Regions from separate parts of the Mus musculus genome. Here regions 1, 2, 3, 4 and 6 are each linked to region 5. Evidence: chromatin loops called from intact Hi-C (ENCODE). Cell type or tissue: heart. All regions are shown on one strand. Each heading gives the region's core, and the rest is flanking DNA. Links, peaks and the distances in the headings are about the cores only.

What was found. A loop is a pair of places that touch in the nucleus more often than their neighbours do. Peaks named below come from ENCODE experiments on the same cell type or tissue, not always from the same donor. Only the 100,000 strongest peaks of a DNase experiment are listed, where the experiment ranks them.
Region 1: a loop joins it to region 5, with 2.6 times the contacts of the local background. A loop is called at or near these places in 9 of 42 quality-filtered maps.
Region 2: it touches region 5 in a loop (2.0-fold over the local background); 2 of 42 quality-filtered maps call a loop at or near these places.
Region 3: it touches region 5 in a loop (2.9-fold over the local background); 3 of 42 quality-filtered maps call a loop at or near these places.
Region 4: a loop joins it to region 5, with 2.1 times the contacts of the local background. A loop is called at or near these places in 5 of 42 quality-filtered maps.
Region 6: it touches region 5 in a loop (4-fold over the local background); 10 of 42 quality-filtered maps call a loop at or near these places.

Annotation. Positions count from the first base shown.
Region 1 is chr5:52,238,433-52,243,750 of GRCm38, forward strand. No RefSeq gene overlaps it. Among named protein-coding and RNA genes, the nearest start is that of C130083M11Rik, 25 kb to the left of the region's middle. In heart, for the core only: a CTCF peak has its summit at 2,346; no DNase peak of the experiment used is centred there.
Region 2 is chr5:52,188,226-52,193,543 of GRCm38, forward strand. It overlaps Dhx15 (DEAH (Asp-Glu-Ala-His) box polypeptide 15), which reads right to left and starts at 2,321. Exons shown (of 14, transcript NM_007839.3): 1 at 2,055-2,321. The coding sequence starts at 2,125. 9230114K14Rik (RIKEN cDNA 9230114K14 gene) reads left to right here and starts at 2,456. Exons shown (of 4, transcript NR_015537.2): 1 at 2,456-2,712; 2 at 4,693-5,318. In heart, for the core only: a CTCF peak has its summit at 2,650; DNase peaks (open chromatin) are centred at 1,806 and 2,366; H3K4me3 peaks cover 2,707 bases; H3K27ac peaks cover 1,959 bases.
Region 3 is chr5:52,819,268-52,824,585 of GRCm38, forward strand. Zcchc4 (zinc finger, CCHC domain containing 4) reads left to right here. Exons shown (of 13, transcript NM_001308144.1): 13 at 4,351-5,318. The coding sequence ends at 4,420. Among named protein-coding and RNA genes, the nearest start is that of Anapc4, 12 kb to the right of the region's middle. In heart, for the core only: a CTCF peak has its summit at 2,645 (motif pointing left); no DNase peak of the experiment used is centred there.
Region 4 is chr5:52,631,712-52,637,029 of GRCm38, forward strand. No RefSeq gene overlaps it. Among named protein-coding and RNA genes, the nearest start is that of Gm30178, 11 kb to the left of the region's middle. In heart, for the core only: a CTCF peak has its summit at 2,552 (motif pointing left); no DNase peak of the experiment used is centred there; H3K27ac peaks cover 185 bases.
Region 5 is chr5:52,114,471-52,119,720 of GRCm38, forward strand. It overlaps a transcript of Ppargc1a not described here. Among named protein-coding and RNA genes, the nearest start is that of Gm40302, 13 kb to the right of the region's middle. In heart, for the core only: a CTCF peak has its summit at 1,737; DNase peaks (open chromatin) are centred at 411 and 1,591; H3K4me3 peaks cover 2,287 bases; H3K27ac peaks cover 992 bases; H3K27me3 peaks cover 245 bases.
Region 6 is chr5:52,521,348-52,526,665 of GRCm38, forward strand. No RefSeq gene overlaps it. Among named protein-coding and RNA genes, the nearest start is that of Lgi2, 42 kb to the right of the region's middle. In heart, for the core only: a CTCF peak has its summit at 3,085; no DNase peak of the experiment used is centred there.

The sequences.
Region 1 (5,318 bases), core at 538-4,537, 120 kb after region 5:
TGAATTTTGCCTTTTGCTTTTTAGTGGGACCCAAAGTTTTTCTTCCATCTCTTCGTATCATTGACATTAAATACCTAATTTTCTTGGGCCCACATTTTCTTGGACTCCAGCCAAGGGTGGCTCCTTCTCAACACTTCCTCTTGATAAATGCATGAAAAGAGTGCTCGCACCTTAAATGAGTACTGGGATTTTGCAAATGATCCATTTTGCTGTATACTCAGGTCTTTGTACCACCCCGGATGCTGTATGCTTCCTTGAAATGGTAGTCAGGGATCAAAACGGGGTGTTGAGAGGGGTGGAGTTTTGGCTTTCTATAAATCATAATATCACTGCAGTGAACAGAGGTCACTTCTTGGATGAAGTGACTTTGGTAGCCTGCCTTGAAATATGGTAGGAGACCACCAGTGTCAATCAAAAGGAAGAGCAGAACAGTGGAGTAGCAAAAGGATGTTCTCTCTTAATCTTCACTGGAGTCCATGACAATGTGGACAGCATAGTCAAGGATTTTTAAAACAGTCATTTTAAACGTATTTGTCGATCCATTCATACATGCATATACTGTATCTTTATCACACTCACCCCCAGTTCTCTTACATGGTTTCCACTCTCTCTGGTCCTCTTCCTCCTTCCATCAAGTTCCCCTTCTACTTCTACTGTACCCACCCTAAAGAAAAATAACTCCACCTCCCTTAACCGCCAATAGTTTCTCAAGATAGGGGTGGGACCCCATGTGCCCTCCAACATCCTGTTGGAAACGGGGACAGACAGATCCTATGTAAGTTTTATGCAGATAGTCATGGTTGCAGTTGGTTCATGAGTGCAATGGCCATGTTGTGTTCGAAGATGGCAGATCACAACATTCCTCATCTCTGGAGTTTTTTTTTTTTTTTTTTTTTTTTTTTTGAGCAAGTAGCAGACAGCATCTCATGTGGTCCAGGCTGGTGTGGCACTCACTATGTAGTCCAGGCTGGCTTCAAACTTATGATTCTCTTGCCACAGCCTCCTGAGTGCCGAACTCATATTCATTACTATCCCTATCTTTCTAGGTGATTTTGAATAAGTGGATTAGTGCCTTTCTGTCACTTCTTTGGGCACGATGTAAACTGTCCCAGCCTAGATGTGAGCAGAAGCTGGTGACTAGGACTGGGGTAGATTAGCTGGGCAGGGGACCTCAGAGACCCCTTTCTACCTAAAAGGTCTCTACTGCAAGCGAGAGACCCCAAAGCATACCCTGATGCTAGGTGGGGCTCAGGCGAGACTAGAAGCATCTGGCTGTCTAGGCATCCCCCTAGCAGGGCTACAACCCAGTAGCTATCCATGGTGACCTGACAGATAATGCCCCATGATAGACTGGCTTTCTCTGCCTTACTCCAGTGTCCTATGGAGCATTCTGTGTTCTCACAGTCTACACTTGTGTCTTTGCTCAATGTTTGATTCCAGGTACACACTGGCAGAGGAAGTGGGCCCAGATTCTTGCCCAGATAGTGGGTGGATGACAGTTTTGACTCGAGAGATATTTTAGTCTGAATTCTTCAACCTTTCCAACTCTTCTCTTTCCTTAGCCTTGGAGGTAATGAGAAAGGAGTCAACCCTCTAGAGCACTGGCTCTCAACCTTTCTGATGCCGAGACCCTTTAATACAGTTCCTTATATTGTGGTGACCCCCCCCCCACCATAACATTATCATTTTTCTACTTCATAACTCTAATTCTGCTACTGTCATAAACCATAATGTAAATATGTGTTTTCCTATGGTCTTGGCAACCCTGTTAAAGGGCCACGTGGCTCCCCACAGGCTGAGAACCATTGCCCTAGACCAACCTGATGCAAAGTGTTGTCAAAGAGACTCACTTCTGACCTTTAAGATGAGAGCAGAAGACCCTGGAGAGACTTCCCCTCACATATACTTGCCACTTGCTAGGAGAGATTTTGTCCTTTGTCCTCTTCACTCCCCCTCCCCTTTTTCCTTTCCTTTCCTTTCCTTTCCTTTCCTTTCCTTTCCTTTCCTTTCCTTTCCTTTCCTTTCCTTTCCTTTCCTTTCCTTTCCTTTCCTTCCTTCCTTCCTTCCTTCTCTCTCTCTCTCTCTCTCTTTCTTTCTTTCTTTCTTTCTTTGCTTGAAGCACAATCTCTTAGCTGGATGTGCAGCAGCCATCTTGAGATCATGAGGAGCAAACACCACATGCTGAAGACAGCAAAGTGTCAAGCCAGAGAAATGGAGATCTGAGGTGGCATTGCTCAGCCCTGCTTCAACCCTCTGCCACGTGGCTCCTAGAGAAAACTTAACCTCTGACTTTTCAACACTGTGGTCCGGTTTCTGTCATCCTCACAGTCACACACTGCCCCCTAGCTCTGGCCATTGGAATGTTGTCCAGGTGTCACCAGATTTTCTGTTTCCAAAAGAGTTTGGGAGCACAGGAAACTGAAGTACAATGGAGTGAGAGCAGCCACCTCCTCATCTCTTCCAGTTGTCCTTCCTCTTCCCCATCCATCAACACCAGCTACTAGCCTGCCTGTTATCCCCTCATCTTTCACCTCGGCACACAATTTTGCTTACTGTGCATACCTGGCCTTCCCGCCTGGAGGTTTTTTTCGACTGGCATTGTCAGTGCGTTGGAATTGCCTGAGAGTCTGTGACTCTGGAAATGGACCACAGGCAAAGACATGGAACCTAGAGGATAAATACCCAGCTGCCTGCTGTCAGAGAGTGAGCTCTATGGGGAGCTTTATACACCTGGCTGTCTAGGCATCCCCCTAGCAGGGCTGCAACCCAGTAGCTATCAATGGTGATCTGGCAGATAATGCCCCATGGTCGACTGGCTTTCCCTGCCTTACTCCACTGTCCTGTGGAGCATTCTGTGTTCACACAATCTACACTTGTGTCTTTGCTCAATGGTTGATTCTAGAGGAACTCAAATTAAGAAATATAGATGTTATATCTCCATGTCTGTCCTCTCCCACATATCTACGTTTATCATCTGTGTCCCTATGCATCATCTACTTATTTTAGTCATATGTCTCTGCTTATTTCTCTATATTGTGCATACTTATGGATGGATGTCATATATAAATGTATATCCATGTAGGTATATATCTAGGCTGTCTATGTACATATGTATATATGTAAGTAAACATGTGTACATATCCATGAATTTTACATAAAATTATAATATTCTGTATTTTTCTTTTTCCTCTATGTATCTTCATGTGCTGTAAAACCAGTTGTATTTTATGTCAATATTGTATTTCTTTGTATAGGAATATGGACATAAATAGTGACACTTTTCAGTTTTCCTTGTTTGTCAGTGTTGGAGAGGTAGCCCCACCCCCACCCCCACAGAGTATCATTCCTGTAAATGTGGTGGACAACCAACGTTTTCAGCTCCCCAAAGGTGAAGTTTTCATGTGAGACCCAACAGTGAGATGTTGGTGGGGGGCATTTCCTTTGCTCAAATCTCCTGCAGTTTAATTATAGGTATATGTTCTGAGAGCATGCCATGTGTCTGACAAAGAGCTACATATTTCCTTATATTCCTTATCCCTCCCACACTATAGTTTTATAATGAAGATAATTGTGATGGTTTGGATGATAATGGCCCCCATAGGCTCATATATTTGAATACCTGGTTCACAGTTGATAGAACTGTTTTAGAAGGAGTAGGAGGTGTGGCCTTATTGGAGAATGTGTGCCACCCAGTTGGCTCTCTCTGAGATGAGTTCCAGGATAGCTACATAAGTGAGATTCTGTCTGGGAAAAAAACTACCACCAACAACAAAATCAAAACCAAAACTCAAAAATGAACAAACAAAACCTAAAACTAAAACTTAAATTTTTAATAAAAGATTTAAAAATGCATAAAACAAACTTTTATTCCAGAAATCCTCAATAGGCACTTAAAACTGTTGCTGGATCTGCCATCGTCCCTCGATACCATGACTGGTGAGGGTGTGGGGTAGGGTGGACTATGTATGGCGATTATACAAAAATCTGCACTGACCCTGATACTCATCTGCAGAAATCCAGGCTGTCTAATTTGATGCACTCCATCTGGCAGCTTGAGAAGAAAAGGAAGGAGAAGAAACAGCAGCCATGTAGTAGGAATGTAATTTCTAAGCTAAGTTATGCAGTCATTTTGCTTCATGTAATCTGAGCCAAATTTAAACATGCCAACATCCCATCCTGCTGATTTTTCAAGTGCTATAGGCTACATCTGGTAGATGCTCATTGAATGTTCAATGATGGTGACGTAAATGTATTTACTAAAATACAGTATTGAAAATGCAAGCAGAACGATGCTGTGGTATCCTTTAGTTTGCATTCACACAAATTGGGGCTCTCTGAAATCTGTGGATTAAGATGTAAAAGAACATGACTATGTCTTTAAATATTCTAAGGATTATAATTACGGGGCTTTCAAGCCACTGAGTCTGTTTCCCTCTCATTAAATATAAGGAAACAGCTCAAGGTTAGTTTTAAAAATACATCAACAGAATTTAAAGATTTATTTTTATATTTTATTTATGTGTATATGTCTGTGTGAGTGTATGCCTGGGTGTGTGCATACCAGTTGAGATTAGAGCGTGTCGGGTCCTTTGTGGGTGGAGTGATGGGTGTTTTTGAGCCACCTGCTTCAGGTGCTAGGAACAGAACTCAGGTCCTCTGCACTTAAGCACTGAGCCATCTCTCCAGCCTCCTAAGGTGAGTCGATGAAAGAAGAGAAAGAGCCTTGAGAGCCCAAGACTCCCATAGGAGGCAAACAAAGGAGAGAAGCAGCACACAGGGCTCTGGAACACGAAGAAACAAGCATCCTTCTCCCTCCTCTCTTCCAATGAGCATCCTTCCTCCGTCTCTCTGCTGTGACTTCCGGGAGAGGCAGCGGGACTGTAACCTATAATGGCTAACCTAGTGTCTCTTTTCCTTCTCCCAAGAGTTTGCTTTGAGGATATGACTAAGGCTCATTAGGAAAAGGCTTGTAGGCTTCAAGCCTGTAGGAGAGAAATGCACCACTAATTACTTTTCTTATTGCTGTGACAAAATACCCAGCACACTCAACTTAAGGAAGGGAGTTTTGTTCCTGGATCACAGTTTGAGGGCACAGTCTGTCACGGTGAGCAAGGCATGGTAGCAGCCATGTGAGGTGGCTGATCACATTCTGTCTTCAGTGAGGAGGCAGAGAAAGATGGGTGCTGGTACTCTGCTTGCTGGCTCCCTTTGTTCAGTCTGGGACTCTAGACCATGGGATGCTACTGCTCACAATTAGGTGTGTCTTCCGACCTCAGTTAACCTTATCTAGAGACACCCCCCCCCCCACACACACACAC
Region 2 (5,318 bases), core at 611-4,610, 74 kb after region 5:
TAAAAATGTCCTTCCCAGATTTCTTGGGAGCTGGTGAGATGGCTCAGACTGAAAAACTGGGTTGACCCCTGAGGCCATCATGGTCAAGAGGAGGTAACTGACTCCGTGGTTTCTTCTCCTGGCCGCCCCTCCACCCCCACCCCCACCCACACGTGCTGGAATGGAGACAGCAAGGTCTGGTGACAGCTGGGGTGACAAAATGAACAAGCCTATGCTGTCAAATACACTAAACAAGAGCAAAGAGGGGGAGGGAGGGAAGCAAAGAGTCCCTGGCAGTCAAAAGTGCCTTCAAATCAAGTAAGGAAAAAAAAAAAAATACCAAGCACAAATACTGTATTGCTAAAGAAAACCAGTTCTATAAGAAAAGGTACTCAAAAAACTTAGGAAACTGCAAAAACTGCCTTGCAGAATCTCTAGAAATCAAGGACTCTCCTGTACTTAGTGACAAATATGAAATATTCAGAGGAAACATGAAGCTACCCGCGATATACGCAAAGTCCATTTTGCCAATGTTGTATGTTTTGCAAGAGAAATGACCATAATCACTGTAATGTGGAGCCCCAATTGCAATAAAAGCATTGAGTCGTGAACATACACACAAAAAAACTCTGCTTGCACAAACTCAGTGTTCATCCCAATGTGACCTCTATAAGGAGAGAAATTAGTTGCATCTTAGCCAAATGTGACATTAACTTTAACTTCACAGAAGTTCCCCACTTTATCAATCCAATATAAATGCCATTTATGACAGGTTGTGATGCCTAACTACAGTACTAAGTTTCCTGTTGAGAAAAGGAGAATTCTACATACCACTATAATCTATGGAAAAAGCTCACTGCAACTTTGCTCTCCCTTGGAGAATATTCATGAGCTGTTTCTACCTAAGAACTGATGGAGCTCAATTACTAACATTTGGAATGTTTGCTTGAGAGAACAGCTGTCTTGGGATGTTTTATTATTACAATGCTTAGTGTTATAAGCTTTAAAAAAAAAAACCTACACAATCAAAACATAACAAACCTGCTTTCCGTATTCAATATTTCAACCTAAGGAGAGCGACAGAACGCATCCTATCCTGACCTATTCTCACACTGGTAGTTAGAAATCAATCCCAAAGGACTTTCCGTTAACAAAAACTCAAGAGACCACACATCTGACTTGACAGCGAGTCGGTGTCACAAGACATAAGAAAATGATAAAATCCTACAACTGTTTTGGACATTTGGACTTCCGTGGATATATTTTTTAATTAACCCAACAGATCCCTGTACTGCCGAAGCATAAACATACAACTAATTAAAATGGGAGGGTAGGAATATAAACAAAAGTACATTTTAAGTATGAACTGTGAAAGAAAAGACTGGAAAATGATAATACAACTGCTTACTTGCTAAATGCCCTGTCTTTGCGAAAAGTCTAAGAAAAGGAACTAAAATGCCAGACCAGGAATCGGTGTAAGCCTTTCTCAATCTGCACGTGGGTGTTGTTTGTTCAAACACGCTTAAGATCACTTTTTTGAAAAGTGCGTCCAAAGTGGGGAGGAGATAGAAATAACTTCCAGAGCGGAGGGGGAAATACGTGTTTTCACAGGCCTACCCCAGTGATGCTACTTAAAAGCAAAGCCGGCTTTTAAGCAAAGCAGGAAATAAAGGAGATGGCGGGAGGGCAGGCAGAGGGCGGAAGTTGGCAACGGCCTCTCCTGAAGTGCCTCAATGGAAGAAGGCCCTTCGTCTCCCGCCAAACAGTGCGCCCCGAGGTCGGCTCGCCTCTATCCTCCCCCAAAACAGACAGCGCCCGCCGCCGCCCACGGGGGCAGTGCCCTTGGCCATCCGGTTCCGGCTGCGGGCCTCACGCGAGCACCGAGGCCTCGCGGCCCGCTCCGCACGCCCGCCGTTCCGCGGCCTCGTGGCCGCCACAGGCCGCTCGCCCCGGCCGCACACACTCGGCACGCGCCCCAGCCGGCCGACGGCAGACAAAGGCTCGGCAGCCGGGCCTGCTCCCCGCCACCATCCAACAAAGCCCGAGCCGCGACTGCGCGCCCCGGCCTGGCTTACCCATCGGTCCCCGCACGCTTCTTGCCGGAGGGGTAATCCTCCCCCAGGTCCAACCGATGCCTCTTGGACATCCTCGCACTCCCAGAAGCGGACGCTTAGGAAGGAGGGAAGAAGAGAGACTCCGGCAGCCGGATCCACGCACAAGAGGCCCGCGGCTCAACTCGCGGGGACCCCCACCCCTCCCGCCACCACAGCCCGCTCCGTGCGGCCCGAACCAGGAGCTAAAATGGCGGCCGCGACGAGGGCAGGGCCTGCGTGCGCGCCTCCGCGGCGGGCGTGCCGGCGTGGTGCGCGCGCACGCCGTCCGGAGGCGGGAACTCCCGTCCCGCCCGCTGTGCGATTGGCTGAAATGGCTCTGAGTTCCCGCGGGCTCCTCCCTTTCCCCTCGCGTCTCTCTGAGAGCTGATCTGAGCTGCTGCTAAGGACCGAAACGCGCCTCAAGCTGTCACTTGCCGCCTGGAGTTCGTTGGGAAAGTTGAAAAAGCCTAGTCCTGTTTAGGAAATCTATCCAGCTGTGTATATACTTTTTGCTTTTAGGGTATGAAGCTCAGGAAGGATAAGAAAAACAAGATCACACAGCTGGCAAGTGGCAAAGCAGGACACAATTTATAACTCCAGAACGAGAATTTGCAGTTGTTGCGCCAGATGCCCTGTAGCGGTGAGAAAAAATGTTAACTTTAATTACTGTGACTCGTTTTGTCCATTCACCCCAGAACAGATAACATCTATTTGTTCAAGGTATAGGTGTTTTGTATAGGGTTCAGAAAATTGGAGGTAATCGCACTGGGCACTGTATTTTGCCTCCAATCCTCTGCCCTAATCTTGCTCCGTTTGTGTGTATATGAGTGCATATTAGGCACTCAGAGACATTAGCCCTATCTCTGTCCTCGTTTGGTTTGGTTTGGTTTGGTTTTTTGAGACAGGGTTTCTCTGTGTGGCTCTGGCTGTCCACAAACAAGCTCTGTAGAAGAGGCTAGCCTGGAATTCAGAGGTTAGGCTGTCTCTGCCTCCCAGTGCTGGGACTAAAGGCGTGCCCCAGCATGCCTAGTTGCTGTGCTCCTTAGTAGAGTGAACCCTGAAAGACATTTTATAGACATGGTTACCTGGACTGAAGGAAATCAACAAATAGCTCATCCATTAAGACTCCACTGTAATGGCAAGTTGTTGAGGCAAGGTGACACTTAAGAGGTTGTGTATCTTTCTCCCTTCAGCCATTGTGCATACTCAATTACATTCATTTCCAGAAGTGTGGGCGAAAGAGGTCTAAGGATCAGCCCAAATACAGGGTATCACTTCATGTCAAGACTCTCCTTTGCTGCTCCTTGGCTCTAGTCCCTCGAAAATTCTCAGAAGGATAATCTCTAAGATTAAATACAACAGAAACACAACAGATGATATTGTAACTTTCACAATATCCAACACAACTGTCTAAATGTACATTGACAACCTGTTAGGCTAGATATGGTAGTGAGTACCTTTAATCCCAGCACTCCTGAGGGCAGAGCCAAGCAGATTTCTATGAGTTCAGAGTCAGTTTGTTTTACGTAGTGAGTTCCAGGACAGCCAGAACTATATAGTGACTCTCTCTGTCTTTCTCCCTCCCTCACTCCTTCCCTCTCCCCCCTCCTCCCCCCCCCCCCACATGCACTCGAGCGCACACACACACACACACACACACACACACGAGCCACTGAAAAGTCCTGTGAGCATCTTTCAGGTACCTACATTACTGAAGAATTCCACCCCTGTCAGTTGTATTCCTTGTTATAGTTCCTAGACAGGAGGGTCCTCTTGAAGTTCTTGTGCAGAGTCTTGAGCCTTGTAAACCCCCATGATCATCCTCTTCCCTCCAAAATGTGTATTAATGGGTCATTCCTGTGATGAGCTCATGCAAGTTACCTCTCCGATATAGGCTAATGAGGATGTGATGGTTTTTATATGCTTGGCTTGGGGAGTGGTTTAGAAGGTGTGGCCCTGTTGGAGTCGGTGTGTCACTGTGGGTGTGGGTGTTAAGACCCTCATCCCAGCTGCCTGAAAGCCAGTAGTCTGCTAGCAGCCTTCAAATGAGGATATAGAACTCTTAGCTCCTCTTGCCCCATGCCTGCCTGGATGCTGCCATGTTCCCGCCTTGATGATAATTGACTGAACCTCTGAACCTGTAAGCCAGCCCCAGTTAAATGTTGTCCTTATAAGAGTTGCCTTGGTCAGGGTGTCTGTTCACAGCAGTAAAATCCTAAGACATGGTCCAAACTAGAGGAGATAACTACTACTCTATACTGTTATTACTTAATTGCATTAGTCAGGGTCCTATATATGGGAATGAAAATACATATGTATGTATACACACACACATGGGAATTTATTAAAGTGAATTATAGATCATGTTCTAGCTAGTCACTGTCATCCAACAGAAATGCCAAGAATCCGGTACTTGTTCCGTCCATGAGGCTGAATGTCTCAGCTGATCTTTGGTCTATGTGTGTATGTGGTGGGGGGGGGTGGGGGGGTGGGGGGGTTAATCCCAAAAGATAGGTTCTAAAACCCAGGAAGGAATACCCTGGCAGCAGGACAGATGAACTGGCCAGTGAACGTGAAGACAAGCAGGAAAAGAACAAAGCCTTCGTTCTTCTTTTTATAGGGGCTGCCACCAAGAAGGTGGAAGAACACCTTTAATTCCAGCACTCAGGACACAGAAGCAGGTGGGTGGATGTCAGTTCCAGGCCCTCCTGGTCTACTTAGTGAGTTCTGGGATGGCCAGAACTACATCATGAGACCTGTCTCAGAAAAAAAGAAAGAAAAAGAAAATGCTCACAGGTACACCCAGCTGCTTGGCTTTGAATTGATTTCAGATACAGTCAAGTTGACATCAAGACTATCCACCAACCAATCTTTAATTTATTCATTCAATGGATATTTTTAAGTCTATGTCTGGCATTAAGTTAAGTGCTAGAGAACCCGGGGAAAAACCAAAAACCAAAAAACAACAACAATAACAAAACAGGACAGCCATGTTTTCTGCCTTCATGAACTTTCTGGAAGGAGAGAAACAGCATTTAACAGCGTGGAAAGCTGCTTTGTGAAGACAAGTCCTAAGAATGCCATCTACAGAGGACTGGGGTGGTGAGAACATATGCTAAGTGGTCTTGGTCTCCACTACTGTTGAAAGAAGAGGCTCTGAGGAAAGAGACATTAGATAAAGACCCACAGGGGTCCTAGAAAGACTCCAGGTGCTTGACTCCAGTTGTTTGGGGGTTTTTGAGATGA
Region 3 (5,318 bases), core at 747-4,746, 710 kb after region 5:
TAGTTGAATTCTTTGGCTTTCTGGAAAAAAGATTGCTCATGTCAAGCTTCCTAGGAGCAATCTACAGAAGTACAAAGCTTTCAGAGGACTCAGAATTTTTCAGAGTGCTAAATCGTTCCTCTCACCATTACGTGTGATTTCCGAGGATTGCAGGGCGGGCACCACGGCAAGCAGAGAGTGTGTGCATCAGGGAGTCCTGCCTTGACAGCTTTCACACAGGACAGCCAGGATTGGGGAGTGGGGGCGAGTGGGCACCTCTACATCCCCCATGCTTCCTAGACTCTGCGGGCTGGTCGGATGCAGACACCTGCTGGCGCGAGGAGATAGCGAAGGCATTCCTGGTGGAAGGAGCATGCCGTTTTATAGCAGCAAAGCAGAAATTCCAAAGCAGAAAAGGGCTGAATTTGTTGCCTTATAACTGGAAGCGTCACAGGTTAATGTGGGATTCAAACGCTGCCCCTAGAACTCTGAGCCAAATTAAAATGAGCTGAGCGAACCAGCCATAAGATTTGAAGTACACCTTATTTATGTTAGTACTAGTTAGTTCTGTAAATTCTGTCAGCATTTACACATGCTTTTTTACTTAAATATTTAAAATGTTATTCTTTTTCATGATGGTTTTCACATCTCCTACACTAACATTTTTCATTGATAACGCACAGTAAAACTCAGAGTAAACTGAGTCCCGTGATTATAGCAATTTTAGGAAAAAGGACCAACTGGGCTAATGGAAGAGAGCAGCCCAGCAGCCCCCTTTAACTGTGTGTGGGTGACCTGCCTGCATGGATGTCTGGGCATCCTGAGTGCCTGATGTCTGAGGAGCTCACAAAGGGCTATCGGATCCCCTGGAACTGGAGCTACAGACAGTTTCGAGCTTTCATGAAGGTGCTGGCAGTGAACCTGGGTCCTCTGGAAGATCAACCCGGCCTCTAAACCACTGACATCTCTCTAGCCCCTGAACACACCTTTTTTAAAAAAATGTTAGGGATCATGTCTTCTTGTTTCAGTGATTTAAATTATAAAACAAAAATAGAACCTTGGTATTACACACTACCTACAGATTACTAAATAGCTAAATTTAACATTATGTGAAAATTGAGATTATGGTAAACAATTTCCTAATCATCTTATTTTGTGATGAAATGAACAGCTACTACGAGAGGTTTTTGAAGCTTCAGCTGCTATGATGGTATTATAGGTATTGTCTGCCTTATTTATCTGTTTGTTTAAATCCAGTAGGACATTTTCCATTAAGGACCAGCTCTTGAGCTATGTTTCCTATTTAGACTGAGTTTTTGGTTTTGTTTTTCATAAATTTACTTTGTAATTATTTCTACTGAGTAGTTCAAGGTAGAAGAATAAATTTTAAAAATTAATTAAATGCATTTTATAATTTTCCCCTTAGAAGCCTCCAATAACAAAACACAGCCCATCTACCTATTGGTCTAGGATGGTTGCATCATTTACAGTGCAATTTTGAGTACAGTCAGGAGTTAACATGCTCAGCCTTTAATTCTGTGAATTAATGTATATGAAAATTGAATCTCCTGCTGGCTTTTCGAGACAGGGTTTCTCTGTGTAGCCCTGGCTGTCCTGGAACTCACTCTGTAGACCAGGCTGGTCTCGAACTCAGAAATCCACCTGCTTCTGCCTCCCAAATGCTGGGATTAAAAGCGTGCACCACCACGCCCAGCTGAAAATTGAATCTTCATATTGGTGTGAGTTTTGGTTTTAAGACAGTTTTGCTCTGTGGCTCAGGCTGGCCTGGAAATTGAGTTTCCCCACACGCTGGGCTCACAGGCCTGTGCTGCCACACTGGAGTGGTGTTTACTAATGGACTATAGGCTCTCTCAATAAGCTCTGTGTATGTTTGCTGTTGAAAAAAGCAAGTCTAGCTTGGTGTTGTGGTGCCTGCCTTAAATCCCAGCACCGGGGAAGCAGTGGTGGGCAGAGTTCCTGGTTAGCCAGGGCTATGGTGTCGTGACGCCCTGCTAGAACTTTTTTTTAAGCTAGTCTTTTGTTGGAGTGTTAGTGACATTCTGTTTCAGGGGTGGGGAGCAGAGACTGACTTCCAGTATTGGATTTTGTCAACTTTAAGAGCAAATCCTTTGTGGTACAGTCTGCCTACAATCCTCAGGTAGTGTTGCCTTCTTCAGCCAGAGGACTCTCCTTTTCTCAGTTACTCCTCTCTAAAACAAACAAACAAACAAACCCCAAAATAACTCCCAGAAACACACACATCTGCATAATGAAATTGACAAAAATATTTTAAGAAATTTATTTTTTTTTATTTTATATGTATGAGTGCTTTGCCTGTACCTATCATGTATGTGATCATGTCCCTGCCTGATGTCTGCAGAGGCCAGAAGATGCCCTGGAACTAGAGTCACAGATAGTCACAGTTGCCACATGGGTGCTGGGAATCAGGCCCAGGCTCTCTGCAAGAGCATCAACCTCTCCAGCCCTGAAAAAAAAAAGCCCCTTCTTTATAAATGGCAGTACTTTAAAGATATTTGAGCATACCGTGGCGTGCCATATCCTTCAGTCCTAGCATTTTACAGCTGTCTTTTGTAGTTTGTTTTTCCATGGTTAATTTTTCCCTCAGATGTGAACTGGAATGGTGCTGGCTCCCTCTTGTGGTGAAGCTCATTCTGTCAGTTATATAAATCCGAAGGGTAGAGGACAAATACTAGGTCAGTGTAATTTTAAGGCAAACTAAAATGAGTAATTTTACTCAGCCAGAGTACCCCAGTTCACACTTTGCTCTTGAAGGCTTTGTTTATATACATTACAATGGAATGCTTCTTAGATTCTTTCCTTCTGCTTATTCCCTAGTGAAATCTGGTTTATTTTCAATCCTGCTTATGAATAGATGAACCAAAGAGAAATTTAAAATTTCTCAACAAGGCTTCATTGACTTTTCTATTAGAGATTATACTTTACTCCATTAGAGTTTCTAAATCCTTACTTACCAAGAAGCTTTCCTACTTTAAGGAAATGACTGGTTGAGAGAGGAGGTTTCTGTAACACACAAACAATATAAAGTGACTTTTATTTTGAGCTGGTGGGTATTCTTAGTCCATAGCACAAAATATGGAAGATATAAATCATTAGAGTTCTGCTGAGTGGCCAAGTAAAACTTCAACTAACTGGTGTTCATGGATGGTCCTGCAGGGCTGCCGTTTTACTAGTTGGGTAGTTATTATCAGATGAGGCGGAACACAGACTCTAGAGTCAGGCCCTGCCACTCTCTACTTGGGTGAATTTAGGACTTCAGAGCCTCGAGGTTTTTTTACCTGAAAAAAAAAAAAAAACCCAAAAAGCAGAGAAACATTTACCTAGTGTAGTTTCCTAGTTCCTTGAATTTCAAGGCCATGCCCGCTCTTGTGTATTTCAGCACCCAATACAACCTATGCTAAAGGAACAGAAAGAGTCTGCTGTTCACCGTGGCCTTTCCCAGGTGTCTTCCTGGAGGATCAAGAAGTGAGGGCCTAGCTTAGTTTGGCTCACAGGAGCCATGGCTTCTGACTCTCAACAACTAATGCTGCTTGGTAGTCAGAGCCTTTGCCAGCTATGCCCAGGGGCACAGTGTGTGCACCAGCACAGTCCTCGATAGGGCAAGTGGCATGGTTCTGCTAGTGTGGAGAAGTGAGTAAGTAGTCAGGACTCTCGCCATCACGGGCAGCAGCATCTTGGTGGTGAGAGCAGCAGAGCAGAGGATCTGTTCTGTCCGCCGTGGCAGGTTGCAGCGGGGCCTGACTGTTCCAGCCTGTTCCTTTAGAACAGCTTGCTTTCAGGAAGCTTGGGACACAGAAGTCAGGCATCCCTTGAGGTGCTAGCTGGCACTTTTACACCTGCGAGGGGAAGGGAGATTAGCTTCGAGGCTTTAGGAAAGGGCCTCTGCAATGTGGTCAGTTTTCCTTTACTTGTTGTGCAGTTTCATTTCTCTGCCCCTGCTGACTGCCGCATGTATTAATCCCTTTCTTAAAAAAAAAAAATGTAATTCAGGGACTTGGAAATGGAAGTGCTGAGTTGAGCAGTATAAATGTAGCAAAGAGACAAGCCCATTGGGGTGGCTGCTCACTCGTGTGGCGTGTCTGTCCCGAATAGCTTGTTCTAAATGTAGTAACCATCTTTTAAAGAAATGTCTTCGGAAATGTCTTTTGTGTGATCAGGCCCATCTCTTTCCTTGTTGTCATGGTTAGGACACTGGGGATTTATGCTAGCCCCACAGTAAATTCTTTCATGTCTTCTATTTTCCTATTTGGATAGCCAGTTAATTAAACTTCAGCATAATTACATAATTCACTGTGCTCATTCCATAAAATAATTTAGCACCTTGCTTTTCAGAGCTGTCAGAAAGCAGAAGCAAAGAAAACGTAATAAGATAAGAAGGGAGGCACTAAAGGACAATCCATGAATCACACATCTGCTCCAAGAAGAAGGAAGAGGAGGGAAGGGGCCATCAATATCCTCACTCCTAAATGTCCAGTGACTTGAGAATAAGCAAGATTTATAGTCCAACCTTTGATGCCATTTTCTCCGCGTGCCACATGGACTTAAATCCAGCTGCTTTCAAAGGTGTGCCCCTTCCTAAGCCTGGTAATGGGCAGGTGGCATTTGCTGGCTATGTCCCTTCAGCTGCCTCTGCAGACCGGGGAGCCTTCTGTAGGCAGCAGGTTGCCTGGCTCTCTCTCCACGCTTTTCCACCCTTTAACGCCTCACCAGTGTTTATTTTGGCCTCTTTTGACTGAGAAACTGACGGATGTTCAGTACCTGTTTACTTCGATACCGGATAGAAATGCAAATGAAAGTCTACCGCTTACCTGCTTACCTCGTGTGCGTTGAGCTTTTGTTTCACTTTAGGTATGAAACTCTTGTTAAATGACCAAGTCATACATTAAAGCACATCTGGTCCATAGCCCATCGGCCACATGTGCCCCAGGATAGCTATGAATGTGGCCAATCATAAGCACACTTAATACATTGTGAGGCTTTTTGTGAGATTTTGGTCATGACTTGTTCTCACAGACCTTGAGTAGGAACATTGTAGATGATGTCGTGTTGCAGTGTCAAAAGTTGGGCACAGCCGGCCAGTGGTGGCGCACGCCTTTAATCCCAGCACTTGGGTGGAAGAGGCAGGTCGATTTCTGAGTTTGAGGTCAGCCTGGTCTACAGAGTGAGTTCCAGGACAGCCAGGACTACACAGAGAAACCCTGTCTCGTAAAAACAAAAACAAAACAAAAAAAAGTTGGACGCACTAAGACTCTTTTAACAAAAAGTATCATACATAATATTTATGGATTGGATCTAGAGAT
Region 4 (5,318 bases), core at 649-4,648, 520 kb after region 5:
AGACCCTATCTCTTCCAGGTTGCTTGGCTAGTCTTTGCGATTGCGATCATTGCAGTCCACCCATGAGGGGCTAAGCATTCAAACATATGAGCAGGTGAAGGCCATTCTCATTTAAACCACCACAGGAAGTGACTTGAAGCAGTCTTTACTAATCTACTTTGAGGGAAACTAGTGAATCTGGTCAGTTTCAGGGACTTCCTGAAGCTATTTTTGGTGTTGTTTGCTTCCTATTTTACCAGAGCTTTCCTGCAGGATGGAGTGCTTCACTTTCCCCTCCTAGAATGTCGTGTTGTTTCACTTCCTTATAAATACCCTGTCCTAAAATAGCCTGTCATTTAACTTTCCCTTTATATCCTGTCTTAAGAAGTTTCCCTCCACAATGGAAGGTTTTTTAACGTTAGAGGAAACTGCTATAACGAGACTTCTTTCAGCATCAATGTCTAAAGTTTCACTGGGATGTCCTGGGTTCCTTCATCTCTAGATTGTGACTCTCTCAGATGGTTACAGCAGGGTGGCCTCAAATCTGCCACCACCACATCTTCAGACAATACTGCCCCAAAGCACCAGATCTTAACCCTGAATTCCAATATTTCTAAGAGAAACTCCAAGGCCAGAGTCAGCCTGAGACCAGGGCTCACTACTCACGGTATGAAAGGGGTTTGTGCCCATTGGGAATCACAGTAAAAACTCGTTAGCCTCTAGTAATGCTGGGATACAAGGTAGAAGTGGGTACCTTCAAGAGGAGCTGTTGCCTGGGAGTGTACTCTTTAGAGGTCTCTAGACCTGGGTGAGTGAACACAAATGCAAGCTACATGCTGCGTCTCTTGTACATGCTTTTCATCCTGGATAGAAGTGCCAAGTGATGCTGGTGCTATGCTTATTCTTAAGATATCCCCATCTTTAGTACTGGACCAAACTATTTCTAATGAATTACCCAGTCTTGGCTATTTCTTTATAGCAAGAGAAAACAGGATAGCACAGCCTCTACCCAACATCTCTGCAAAATTAAGGTGGTACTTGAAGCCCAGCCCACCACAGGTCACAAGATGTCAGGAGATGCCAGTGTGGGAGGCACCTTTATAATTGGAAAAGAAAGAAGCCAGTCGGAAGAGGTGAGGTGAGCGAGTGCTGCCCTGCTCTGTATGATATGTCAGTAAAACAGACTGTGGCAGAGGAGACTGTCAACGAGACAGGACAGAGAACCACCTAGGAGACAACCTTCTAAACATGACTATGAGGAAGTTTCGAGGTTAGGTTGAGATGGGAAGACCCTTCCTAATACATTCCATGGGCTGTGGGCCCCAAACGGAAGGAAAAGAAACAGCTAGCTAGCTGCATTAGTTACTTCCCTGTAGCTGTTACAAAACACCATGACCAGGGCGATTTATAGAAGGAAGAGTTTATTTGGGCTTCTAGTGCCACAGGGATAGAGTCCATGATGGCAGAGCAAAGGCCTGAAGCGGGGGAGGGGGTTGGGGTGGGGGTGGGAGCTCACTTCTGGCACCACAAGCAAAGGACAAACTAGAAATAGTACAAGTCTTTATGCTCTCAAAACCCATACCCAAGGACACACTTTTCCCTAGCAAGGTCACAGTCCTAAACCTATCTGAACTGTGCCACCAACTGGGGACCAACTGAACAGTGCCACCAATGGGGGACCAAGTATCCAAGCACTCTAGACAAAGGGAAACATCCCATTTAAACAACAGAGGGTGAGCGCCGGCACTCACCTCCATTCTCCCTCCACTAAGCACTGCTTCATCAACGCTGACTCTTGGGATCAATGTCCCAACCCAGAAGTGACCTGGAGTGTGTTCTCAACCTTGGCTCTCTTTCAGGGGATGGGCTTCCTCCCTCAGGTGATTTTTTAAATTTCTTAAAGCAGAGCTGGATTTATTAAGATATTTTAATACAGATTCAAGTATCAGGTTAACAGAGAGAGGGGTGCTGAGCAGGGAGTGAGGGGAGTATAAAACACCCCCCCCCAAGTATGGGTGTGGGTTTCTCAATGGAGACTTACTCCTGGGGTGACCTTAAGGGACTAGGAAGGGTCTCTGACTCGTCACCCTGCTCTTTCTGCTCAGATTCACAACATGTCATTCTGTTGTTTCAAACCTGGTGAAGGTGACTTCCAGAGTTAGCTTTGATGTCATAGCTTCTAGCGACAGTGGGGAGAATAGAACTGCTGAGATCCCACAAAATGGAGTGAAGGAGCGAACCACAAGAAGGCAGCAATCTGAGGAACAGGTGGGAGTGGGAGGTGGCAGCTGGTGTAGAGGGCGCTGCCATGCTTGAAGATGTTCGAGATGTGAAGCACACCCCACGTCCCCAGGTGTGTTTGGGGTGGGATCAGTTTGCAAGGAGTTAGGGGGAGGTATCTCCAAAACTTACAAGTCACATGTCATGGGGACAGGTTTGGATCCTGTGAGGGGGAAGTCACAGATGCTGCTGTGAACTCCCCTCCTCACAGGGGAGGCTGCGGTGGCACCTTCCCTCCTTGATATGTATGTAGTCTGAAGGACAGCGACAGAGGTGCTCTGCTCCCCTCCCCCACGCGCCCCCTGCTGGCATCACGGATGTCTGACACTCTGCTGATCTTTTAAAAGTGAAACAGACAAAGCTGTGTGCCCAATTGGATGTTTCTCCCCACCATCTGCGTGGCAATACAAGTTCAGGTTGTAATGGCATCCACTCTCCGTCAGTATTAGGGAACCATTTAAACATCCAGAGCCATTCACTGATTATAAACACAGTGGGAAAAAAAAAAAAAAAACAAAAAGAAAGCAGCAAGTGGCATGTGTCCCCACACCTGCTGCCTCCCTGCGTCAGTCAATTTCATGCCTAGGAAGCTCCGGACTCTGTGGGGATGCTCTATGCGCAGTGTGGTTGGTTATGAGTTCTACTTTATTTCCCTTTTTCTCCCCCGTAGGGACTGGCGCGGAAACCAACTTGGCCCCAAAACCCAGTGGCTGCAAATAGATGGAAATAAACAGAAAATAGACAATGATCATAAATGCACACCAAAAATGCTGATTTCCCAGTGTTAAAAGGTCCATTTGCTTTGCATTAGTAAATAAAAGCGGGCACATTTTCCACTGGGCTTCAACAACAGCAGAAGTCATTGTTCAAAAGGCTTCTGTCCTGTCCCCTTCCCCCCTCCCAGGGTATCCGGTCCCCTAGGAAGAGGTGAGTCTCCAGGCAAGTGGACGGTGATGGCATCGAGTGGGGACAGCAGAAGCTGAAGAACACATAGAAGGATGCAGTTCACAGGAAAGGAAAGGCCAAGGCCAGAAAGGTGTTCTGGGTTTCTGCGCCCTCTCAGGCCCCAGACATGACCCATGAGTAGCCCCAGCCTTCAGGACCAGCCTCTGTTCGAACCTCTCACATAGGCAGCTTTGAAGAGTTCTCTACATCTGGTTTCTTACCTGGGGAATTCCAGGAGGCTCACAGATACCCAAGGATCCTGAATTTTGTCCAGGCAAACTCTTCCAAAGGGAGGTTCTGATTGTGTTTGCTTCTGCTCTTATTCTTCCTCGCTCTGTGCATGTGTAGCTGGTGCATGTAGAAGTCAGAAGACAACTGTTGGGATCATTCCGACCTACCAGTCCACTTCCTTTGACATGGGGGTATCCCACTGCACCGGGGACTCAGCAAGTGGACTATAGTGGCTAGCCAGCAAGCCTCAGGGAGCCTCCTGTCTCTGGCTTCCCAGTGCTGGGTTACAAGCACGTGCTTCCACACTCAGCGTTTCCTGTGGATCCTAGAGACTGAACTCCAGTACTCTGGCTTCCGTCCCATAGGTCAGGTTATGAGCAAGTTGTTTGAAGAGAGTGGAGAATATCATCAGCTTTGGTCTGATCAGAAGCTACAAGCTCCTCTCTCTCTCTCTCTCTCTCTCTCTCTCTCTCTCTCTCTCTCTCTCTCTCGCTCTCTCTCTCTCTCTCCTATCTCTCTATTTGACCAGGAGACATCAGGAAGGGTTCTTTCCGCAGGCCAGCCCACTCCCTCCTCTCATGTTTCCCAGGCATAGCTTTTTGCCTCTCTTCCCCTCTGAACAACTAACTGTTAAGATATAGAGGTTCCACTGCCCGTGAAGCCTGACATAGCGCCATTCACCTTCCACACATTTCAGAACAAAGGTTATCTCTGTAGCTAGGACAACTGCTACCACACAACCCTACAGAGATCCTATTAGAACTGACATTGGAAGTCTACGATTATCCAAGAGCTTGGGGTCCAAGTTCATGGACCTGAACAGAATGGGGTGCAGAATGAATTCAAGTTTAGCCTGGGCAACTTAGCAGACCCTGTCTCAAAATCACAAGAGGGCTGGGGGGGGGGGGATATCTCAGTAATCGAGCATGTATTAAGTGCACACAAGACCTTAGGTTCAGCCTCTGGGGGTGGGGGCCCAGTATTCCCTCACCTGGGGGCCATGTCTGATTGGGTCTGAGCCCCACCCACAAATATCTCCAATGTACTCTGCAACCAGAGGTGTGGTTAGTGAGACCAGTGAAACAAGGTGGAACTTGGTAGGCGTCAATTACACAGGCAGGAAGTGCGGCTGGGCACTTGGAGCAGCAGGCACTAGATGGCTTTCTGGGAGATTTTGAAAGTTTCTATGCTAAAGTTTGGCTTTTTTTTTTTTAAGCCTATTCTTCAGGAACATCTGATAAACTCTCCCCAACTAAGACGTCCTTAACTGATAAGAATAAGCAGTTATCTGTTTCCGGAGGCATCTGTGTTTTTAACAGCACCAAAAGGAAAAAAAAAAAAAAAAGCCTTAAGACAAAGAAGAAAATCCATCGGTAGGAGGCAAGAAGCAGGAGGAAGGGCAGCTCCGAGACCGAGGCTCATCTCCCATAGCTGCAGTCTCGGTTTTTATTGCGATAGATAGGATGTGATAAATACCAAGCCAACACAGCTGCACTGCATAAAGCCCATTTCCGATGCTATTTCATTAAAGATCTTTTCCATTTTTGGTGTGTTGTGTTACCAACCATTCAGTGATAGCTCCTATCAGACCAGGGGCTACATATCCATCCTCCCTCCCCCAGCCACTTCCCACACATAAAATTTCACTGGATGTTTATCTCAGTCCCGGGAGGTCTTGTTATCCTTTCAGATGAGTCAAAAGTTAGCTTTCGGAAGGTCAGGTCGCTTAGTGATCTAGTTTGCTTTCCTGCTGTGGTGATAAAACCCTCTGACCTAAAGCAATCTACGGGAAGAGTTTATTTCATCTTAGGCTTCTAACCACAGTCTGTCATGGAGGACAGAAGGGGCAGGAATTCAAGCAGAAACCACAGAGGAATGGTGGT
Region 5 (5,250 bases), core at 1-4,000:
AACAGTTATTTAATTAAAAGGAATTTTTTTCCCTCTAATTCTCGCTCTGGCTCCTGGAATAGCTTTGGCACCCCCCTTCCAGAACCTGAGCACAAGCCTGTCTCTCTCCAGGTAATCAGTGGCCGGAGGACACAGATCTCTTTCCACGCCCCCACTTCCCTCATCCACCTCCACCTTCCCCTGGCCCCTCAAGCCACACCGATCTACACACCTACAGGCCGGCAGCGGGGAACGTGCAGGACACGATGCAGCCGGACTGCATTGCACAGTCATCAAAGTTAAGTGTGTGTTTGTGGGGTGCTCGTGCGCGCCCGGGGAGGTGCGGGGTCGGGAGGAGTGGAGCCTCCACTCTGCTTACCACCACCCCCATTCCCGCGGGTCAGGGGACGCATCTACTTGAGGTTGCAGCCATTTTAGGGAAAGAGGTGGCTCCGGGCCCCAAGGGAGTGGAGGGAGGGACAACGCGTCGCGGGGGGTCTCACAGCTAGACAGCCCCGGGGCTCAACTGGAGGGCGGGCGAACGCCCGGCGCACAGGGGCGCGGCGCCCGCGGCGACTTGGTGAAGGTTGCGCTCGAGTTCCCTGCTTTTGCCTGGAGTTGTCCGGGGTAACGCGCCAGCTCCTGCCTCTTTCTCGGGTTCCCTTTGGGCTGGGAGGTTTGGGGGCAAGATAGGTGTCCATAGCAAAATGGGCACTGGAGGGACGCGACAGCCCCTGGAGCTGGCGCTATGTATGAGGGGTATAGAGAAGGGGGAACACCTCTGTCGCCGGTTGGCGTTGACCCAGACAGTGCGACCCACTTGGCCCCCCATCCTCCCCACCCCCTCCCGAGAGTCTGTCTACCCGCCTGGTGCCAAGTGAGCGAGCAGCGGGGGGCATGGGGAGACGCCGCCCGGCACTGAGCCACCCCTTACCTGGTTGGAAGGGGTTTCCCAGGAGGAGCCGTAGTTGTAAAAGAAGGAGGAGAGGAAGGTGTCTTCCGACAGCCCGCAGCCCGCCATGCTCTGGATGCAAATAAAACGAGGAAAGAAAAAAAAACAGGACACACACACACACAAAGCAACCAAAAATGTTTCCAAATCAAACGAAACCAATAAGGCAGCTGAAATTCTCTCGCAAATAAAGAAAAGGAGGGGGGGGAAGGGAATGGCCGAGGGGACGGGAACTCTCGGCGATGCTCCCTCTCCGGCTGAGCAGGGATGCTCGGGCTGCCGCCGCCGCCGCCGCCGCCGCTATCGCCGCCGCCGCTGCCGCCGCCGCCGCCGCCGCCGCTGCTGCCGCCTTCTCAAGACGGTACCTAGAGAGGTTCGTCCTGACTCCGGCAGCCGCCGCCGCCGCCGCCTGTGCCGGCTGCGTGTATGCGCGCGTGTGTGTGCGTGTGCGTGTGTGCGGTGTGTGCGCGCAGAGCGAGAGACCGCAGGGGAGGCGAGAGGGCGAGAGAACGAGCGAGCCGGGATGCAGGGCGCAGAGGCAGAGCAGGCGGGCGGGCGTGTGCGCGCGAGGCTGGGTGCGTGCGTGCGTGTGTGAGTGTATGTGTGTGAGCGCGCGCCCCCGTGTGCGCGCGCGCCTGGGTGTGCGTCTGTTTGGGGAGCTCACCGGAGAGCCGGGGCCATCACGTGGGCTCCCCGACTCCGCCGGCTGCCGGGGACAGCCTGTACTACAGCCCTGGCCACTAAATCAGCCCGCGCCACCAGACCTTTGCAGCCCCTGCGGCCGGACCAGACCTCCTGGTCCTCCCCTCCTGGATGTGCGCCCCCGAAACGGCAGGGGGCGCAGGTGCTGTCGCGGGCAGGTGGGTGGATGAGAAGAGGACCCGGCCAGGGGAGAGAGTATGCCTCAGAGACACACAACACCCTGTTACAACCTGAGCCTTCCTCCCACTCTGCTGGAAGATCTTTTTCATCTTAATTCCTAAAATTGACTTCCCATGCAGGGACTCTTCTCCCAGCCACGGGAAAATTGTGTTCACACAGTTGCTACGTCTCGATTTTCTTCCCGTCCGGAGCCACTAGTCCACCCCAACCCCAGCTGTGAGCACAGACAGACAGTCACACACACACACACACACACACACACACACACACATTCACGCGCGCGCGCGCGTGGACACACACACACACACACCGGTGGCTGCCTTCTCAACCATTCCAAATGCAAATCCACTTATTTGCCAGTTGCTGTAGTAGACAGGCGAAGTCAGTGCTACATCAAACTAGGCTAGGCAGAGAGGGCTGGAAAGTGGATTTAGGGGACAATACTGCCCCAGCAGGAAGAAAGGCTCTGGTCTGGTGTTCTGTTGATTTAACCGTTCAAAACGGAAAACGATTTTGTAGCTTCTGCCCTAAGAGTCAGGCTGCTCCGTCACAATTCTTTAAAGAGATATAGCCTCTCATGTCCATTATATGTTATAAAAATGTAAATGGATGTAATTTCCTCCCCTCCCCTAGCCAAGGTATTTCAAGACCAAATCTTTGTGTCCCAATAATTGAATAGCTGAAACTTTTTCCCACTGCAAGATATTCTTTCCTTACTTATCTTGACTCTTTATATAGATATTTATAGAAAGTAAAATTCCAACAAAAAAAAAAAGAGGCATATCTGTGTATGATGTTCTTCCGAGTACTTGATTCCTCTCAGGGAAACTTGCAAACCACCTCTTAGCAGTTCATATTGTTTTCTTTCTGAATCTCCTCTTTCTCAGGCCAGTTTTTTTTTCCAAGAGTTTGCACTTCCTCTTCTAAATTCCCCACGTGAGGCCCAACACCTCTGTGGAATAAACATTTCCACAGCAACCCAGTGATGTCACAAACCTTCGGCTCATGGTTGCAGAAGAGAAATAAAGCAGGAAGAAAAGATCTGTCTAGAAAGAAGTCTCTCTTTTTATTCGTCTCTCTTTTTATTTGCAAACAGAATGGCTCACCAGTTTCTGAGTTTGTATACTACGTGTCTGGCTAAATGCCTGTTTTCTTTTCTTTCTTCTCTCTCTCTCTCTCTCTAGAGATTGACTTATTACAAGATTGACTTTCTGAGCTATGTCTAATGACTTTTTTAAAAAGAAAAAAAATAGGTCAACATCCTATCTTCTGGGTCCATGAAGAATGACATTTCAAATCACTTTTCCCTAGATGTACTGACCATTTAAATTTTTAATAGGGAAGAAAAGGATTGGTGTTTTTCAAAAACAACAAACAAAACAGATGTTGGAAAGAGCATCATGAGATGAAATTTAACGTAGTAACTTCAGAACCAAGTAATGCTAACTGACCAAGCTTCGAAAATGCAACTATATTCTTTAAAGTACTGGGCCTATGGGAGTTCTATTCAGCTCTCCATGACTGATCTCATCCATGGTGACTAGAGGGCCTTCTCTACTTCCTGGGTATCCTGGCTGAGATGAAGACGGGACTCTTCATCCTGCTCCTGTTTCAATCTCAATGGTGAGGTGCCATCCTACACACATTAAATACAAAGGGGCTAGAGAATACAGTTGGGCACAAAGCCTTGACTTAATTTGGGTCCCTTACTTCCTGTTGTCCTTCCAGGCCAATGGGAGCTACTTCCGTGTCTGTTATCAGTCCGCCTACTTGTTGACTAGATGGATGTATTCATCCCAACATCTCTGGAAGGATTTATCTCCATTACACATAATGGAGAGACTGACTCAGTGATGTCCTGGGCCATGCAGCTAGGACGTGTAAGGAATGGAATGCAAGGCTGGTTAATGCATCTGCCTCCCCCACACAGGTGCAGCTGTGGGCATCTCTGCACCAGCTACATCACACGTGTATATTCACAAATGGAAATCCCACCCTCCCCTTTGTCCCCAGTTGATAACAAGTAGACATTCGTCCTGGGCTGGGGCAAGGGTTGCTTGGTTTGAGCTTTGTAATGCAGAATCTTACTCTGTATCCCCAGACCTGGAACTCACTATGCAGTGAGTACGCAACTCACAGTAATCCTCCTGCCTCAGCTTCGAGTGCTGGAATTTAACATATGAGCCACCATACCTGTATTTAATTTTGTTTCATAGATGAATAAACTAAGACTCAGTGGGAAATTCTTGCCTCCCCTCCTACCTACACACCTGGACCTTGACAAAAGACTTTTCAGCTCAATACTTCTCCTTCTTTGAAAGCTGGGCTCTCCCATTACTAAACCCACAGGAAAATACATATACGCAACCAGCAAACATGCCTAGGGCCTGCAGAGGCATCCAGAGAGAAGCAGGGAGGCCCAAGTGACAAGGACTTCCTTGGTACACTCGGGAACATCCGAACACATGAGGGTTGGTCTCTTATCATCAACATTTGACTCCCCTCAAATCTCTAGCACTTTTAATAGGGACACCCAAAAGAAGACCACCAGTAGTCAGTTTCTGGTAAACTGTCTCCTTTCTTTGTCCTACATGGTCCTCTCCTGGGGAAGCCCTGCCACCCTAAAGAATTCCTCCTTCCTCAGTAGGTTTCTCAACTGGCCCAAGCACAGTAATGTGGAGGTTCCGTTGCTAGTTCTCAGCAACATGAAAACAAACCACCCCCTCCACACACACTCTCTCAACCCCCCAGGGCCAAAACAGAAGGAGCTGGGCCCCTTGGGAAGCCCTGGGAGCAAGCAGCAAACTCATTGAGAAAGGATAGCTCCAGTCACCTTGCCAACTCTTCACTGTGCAAGAGACAGACATCTGAAGACAACAACCCACAGCAGCAAGCTTCTGGCTTCCAGATCCACTGTGGCTGATTCTCCCAAGACAGACCACAGAGCTCTTCAGTGTGCTTTCCTTTATCATAATGCCAAGTCACAACTTGTCACACTGAAAAATGCATGCTGTGTTGACATTCTGTGGTCCGGCTAATGAACCATCCTCCATTCACAAACACTTCCCACCCCCAAAGATGTAAGGTTAGCAATAACTTTGGAAATTGGGTAATAGTCCAGATGATGTCAGGGTGGGTTCCTTGTTTATAAATGAGTTGCATTAACACTCTCATTCCACTAGGGTGTCATTTAGTGACTGGCTGCTCAGCTCTGCAGATACAAGAGGCCAAATTCTTATAGATGTGGATATTAAAAAAACATAGTTTGGGCTAAAGCTGCAGATGGGAAGCAGATGTCGTGCATAGACAAAGTGGATCTCTTTTCTCAGTTTCTCTCTCTCTTGCTGAAATCAAAGTCTGCTGGCTTGTCTTCCATTTCTCCTCCTCCTCCTCCTCCTCATCCTCCTCCTCCTCTTCCTCCTCCTCTTCCTCCTCCT
Region 6 (5,318 bases), core at 925-4,924, 410 kb after region 5:
TCCGTTATATAATATAAGCTACCTCCACACATACTTTACTAAATGAATATTCTGTTAGGATCTGGGTATAAAGTAGTTCCCATAGGCTAGTGTTCTTGAACGTTTCGGTCCCCATCTGGTAGCGAGCGATGTTCTGGGAGGTTGTAGAATCTTTGGAAGGTGGGGTACAGCTGGAGGAAGTACATCCTTGGGATGGGCCATTTGAGGTTTGTAAACCCCGTCTGCTTCCTGTTCTCACTCTGTTTCATTCAGATGTAAGGACATGAGGTTTTCCCGCTACATTCCTCCGTGCACCATGTCATCCCCGCTGTGATGGCCTGAATCCTCGAACTGTGAGCCACTCCCCTGAGAAGGCCTGTATCCTCACACTGTGAGCCAATTCGCTGCGAGGGTCTGTATCCTCACACTGTGAGCCAATCCGCTGCGAGGGCCTGTATCCTCACACTGTCCTTTAGATCACCTTTGTCAAATGTTCAGTCCTAATGAAAGAGAAGTAAGTTACTAATATATATATATTCTCTGTTTTAATGGACAAAGGGAAATCCTCTGGTTCTAAAAGGAAGTATGTAATTCTAAAAGAAAGTATCTTTCTATGTGCAGCCATCCCAGACATGCTCTCCTAAGTAGCCAAGATGGCTATGAGGTTCTGGGCACCTTGAGGTAAGCTGACCCAGAGGAGGATCGGGGCCAGCTCTGCCTTTTTAACCCCATAGATTATGTGACTCCTTTGCTTGTTCATCCATCTCCTCTAGGTTGGAGTTTGGCCTTGTGCTTGTGCTTGTGCTGTCTAAGGAACCTTGCAGGTCGGTCTGGACAGTGTTCCAATCTTCCCACCTTTCCTGGATGCCCGCTTCCTTGTTCTGGCCTCTCTGCCGCTGTTAGATCAGCCATCTACAGTGGGGATATTATTATAATAGCTTTTGCACGCCTGTTGGGCACTCGAACCGGGGCACACCATGGTCCCAGAAGTAGAGGGGTACCTAGAATAGCAGAAGGAGGTAAGGTGGGTGGGTTAGGGAATCGCTGAGGACAGGAGAGGCAGCTAAACAGATTCCCTACAGACCTCATTCCTAAGAAGGGACAGTCTGTGTTGCTGCTCTCTGACTGTCCCCCATTTGGAATGCCTGCTGCTTCAGATACCACAGATGTTCGAAGAATCATCCTAAAAGCTTGGAGCTTAAAATCAGGATTATCTGATTTTTTTCCCCATGTTTCTGTTGGCCCAAAATTTCAGGAAGGTGCACAGCCGGGTGACCAGGTGGAGGCTGGAGCTGCAAGAGGGGAAGACTGGTGTGGCCAGGCTGGGGCATCTCTTGTCTCATTGGAGGTAGTGGGTTTCTCCAGAGATCTCCCTGCTTGGCCTGGCCTGGCCCTCCTCGAAGCACGGAGTCCTCAGGACTGTGTCACTCTCCGCATAGACGCCAAGACTGCCAAGAGCATGTGGACATTCTTAGGGATACCCCAGGAGTCTTACCTTCCTAGCTTCTGCAGTGTGCCTAACCCTTTAACGTTTGTGGTGCATCTAATCTTCTAAAGTCTACACTGAGTACAAGGCTTACACTGTTCATGATCTCTACTGTCTACACTGTGTGTAAGCCCTTAATGCCTACCCAGAAAGCATGAGGCAGTGTCATGCTTAGTCACAACATTGTGGCATTTGTCACACCACATCCTGACCCAGCACGGCTTTAGTGATGCAGCAACTTCAGATGTCACAGAACCACTTCTGTATCACTGTGTGGGTGACAAGTGAGCCATAGGCCCACCCATACTTGAATATTGGGAAGGAACGTATTGTCAGGATTGGACAGAAGCACCCAGCCTGCGACATCGGCAGAATTGAATTTTAATGTGTGAGGTCCATATTTAAAAATGGAGCTGGCTCTCTTTATCCACATCATCATAATTTGCACTGCAAGTCTCCTGTTCTTCATGGGGAAACCATGTGAGCTTTTCTCAATGGTGTCTTCCCCCTTGATAGAGTCCCTGTGATGGTTTGTATATGCTTGGCCCAGGGAGTGGCACTATTTAGAGGTGTGGCCTTGTTGAAGTAGATGTGTACTGTGGGTGTGAACTTTAAAACCCTACTCCTAGCTGCCTGGAAGCCAGACATCCACTAAGAGCCTTCAGATGAAGATGTAGAACTCTCAGCTCTGCCTGCACCATGCCTGCCTGGATGCTGCTATGCTCCTGTCTTGATGATAATGGACTGAACCTCTGAACCTGTGAGTCATCCCTAGTTAAATGTTATCCTTTATAAGACTTGCCTTGGTCATAGTGTCTGTTCACAGCAGTAAAGCCCTAACTAAGGCAGTCCCCAAGTCACACAGTGGCAGGACCTACTGTGAAGCAGGCTGTTTCAAACATGCCTCCCATACCACACAATCATTGGTAGGAATGTGATAGGCTCAGATCTGAGCCTGGAGGACACCCACTGAAGTCTCTAGATTCTTGTGTCCCAAGGACAATGAATTGTACCAAGGATCCATTCTGAGTGATGGAACTAGACTCCATTACTGAAACAGGACGTGCTCTGAGGATGGGAGAGGGCTCTGAGCTGGGACTGAGCATTGCCTCCAAAAGCACTGGGCCACCATATACCTTTATAGTCATTTACACAATACATCTCCCACATCTGTACCAGGGGCTTTTCTTACAGATGTATGTAGCCCAGATGGGGAAGGGTTTTTAGTCTTTTCTTGCCCACTAGCTTCTTTTAGGTTAATTTTGCTGTTTCTCCAGTCCGTACTCATTTGCTGCAGAAACAGCTGTGTATGCCTGTGAGTTTCCTTCCTGCCTGGCCCTTCCCACTCTCACCTGGTTTCACTGGGCATCAGCGAGTGTGTTTCTCAGCCTCTTGTGAAGCGACCTCTGACACAGGTGTATCCAGCCATTTCTCAGGGCTACACCTCCTCTAAGAAGCCCTTCCCTGGTCCTGCACTGTTCCTGAGACCCAATAGAGCAGCCCACTAGCTATACCAGATCTGCTGCCCTCAGTGAGGAAGGACCTTGAGAACATTTAGGCTAAGCAGACTGAGATGGGGCTCGCTCAGTTGTCTTCTGCAATACCCCCACCTAGTGGATCTGCTGGAATGAGTCTCCAAAGGGGATAAGGATTCCCAGTTGCCCCAGGGAAGAGAAGGAAAGGTTTTAGCCAAAGAAGGAGGCCAGCGGGCAGCTGGAGTCTATGAGCAGCTTTCCCTGACCTCTTTAGCAAGAGACTTGACAGCAGCTCCCTGTCAATGAGACACAGATTCTAGATCCCCTTGGTTGTAGTACCACACTGAAGCTTGGCTGTCTCTTTTACAAAGGCATAGGGCACTCGTGGGATGGTGCAGAGAAAGTGGGACCGCCACCCAGAAGATGGGGGTGAACAGGGAGGGAGGCAGGGAGAACAGAGAGCATCTGGCTGAGGTTCTGGGTGTTCGACGTGTGCTTGGAGGTCAGGGTAGGACCAACAGGGATGCAGAGCCCCGGACACACTATCTCATGCATCCCAGGGGAAGCCTCCTCCTTCAGCCCACCCCCTGCCCCCACCCCAACACACATACAGAGAGAGAGAGAGAGAGTATCCAGGGGGAAATTCCAGTGAGCTCTTACAACATGTCCTCAAGAGAGGTGGCCCCAGCTGTCAGATGCAGAAGGTCTGACTCCATGGAGCTCAGAATGTATATACCTGTCCTTGTTAGGTGAGGTGACCTGCAGGGACTGAGAGGACTGGGGGGGAGGGGCCTTCAGGGGCAACAGCTGCTACAGGAATGTCCTTGAAATGGGGGTAGTGGCTGCCTTCCAGAGCATTGGATGCCACAGGAGCCCTCCCTAGTGTGCAGCACCACTGCAGGGCCGTCCATCCGTTATAGCAGGGAGATCTTCGAGCTGGATGATTAGATTAAGAAAATGGCGATCTTCATGTTTCGCACAAGGAAACCGAGGCACCTGCCCAAGATCACTCAGAGCTTAGACAGAACCAACTTGACCCTAGTGGTCCTGAGTCTGAGGTTAAACCAAGACAGGGCAAAGGACAACCAGATCCAGAAAGTTCTACACATGTATTTAATCCATTTTCTACTGCTCCAAGGACTCTGGAGAAGTCCTGGAAAAGCTGGGAGAGGGAGGGAATCTGGAAGACAATGAGCTAGTGGGACTCGTTAAAATAGTGGGTTAGTTTGGGGCTTGGGGCTTACTCTCAGATTACTGGAGTGGAACAAGTATGGTTTACTGCTGCTTAGTGTTGTAGGCTACATAGAGAAACATTAGCACAGGCCTGACTTGGTATACCAGTAGTTACAGAACACAAGAGACTGGGGCAGGAGAACTGAAAGAGCTTGGGAGCAGCCTGGGCTACCTAAGAAAACACTGTCTCAAATAAACAAGAAAGCAAGCAAGCATGCCAACCAGGGAAAATGAAGAAGCTGCATTTCCGGCACACGGAGTTGGCTTATGGCCTGATCACTGCTTAGCCTAGTCTACCTGAGGCACGACTTGGTTTGAACTTGAGAGTCAGGCAGTTCCAGGTTGGAGTGCAGCTGAGCTGTTTGTTAAATGTTGGGGCTTCATTTTCTTCACATAAAAGTCTGTAGGAGGACTGGAGAGGTGACTCAGCAGTTAAGAGCACTAACTGCTCTTCCAGAGACCCTGAGTTCCAGTCCCAGCAACCACGTGGTGGCTCACAACCATCGGTAATGAGATCCGATGCCCTCTTCTGGCATGTGTCTGAAGATAGCTATAATATACTCATATAAATAAAAAATAAATTCTAAAAAATAAAGTCAGTAGAAGAAGTGCATGTCAGGAAGAACAGAGAAAAGCAAGCATCTTTCATAATGAATGGCCAGAGAGTGAATAGTGAAGGCTTAAAGTTCACAGAGCCTCCAATGCAGCTGTTCCACCGTGCTAACAGGACAGAAAATGGCAGCAGATAATACTTAGTATGCTTGATGTGCCAATAAAACTTTATTTGCAAAAGTGGGCAGACAGATTTGCCCCGCCACATCCCTTGCTGGTTGTGTTACAGAGTTTCTAAAAAAAAAAAAAAAAAAAAAAAAAAAAAAAAATCACCCCTTAGCTAAAGCAAAAGTGTCTCTCTCTCCTCTTTGAAGGTCTGGAGAAAACCATGCTTTCTCCACCTTCTGTCCCTTAGGGACCAGGCTTGCTCCCACAGTCCTCCGGGATATCCCAACAGCTGCAAGGCTGAGCAAGCAGAAGCTGCAGTAGAAGACAAGAGATGGCGGGTTTGCAGAAGTGGCGGCTCCCAAATGAGACACACAGAAGAGGCATAGAGAAGGGTGAATGCTTGAAGGCCATTGTTCGGGGTCTCG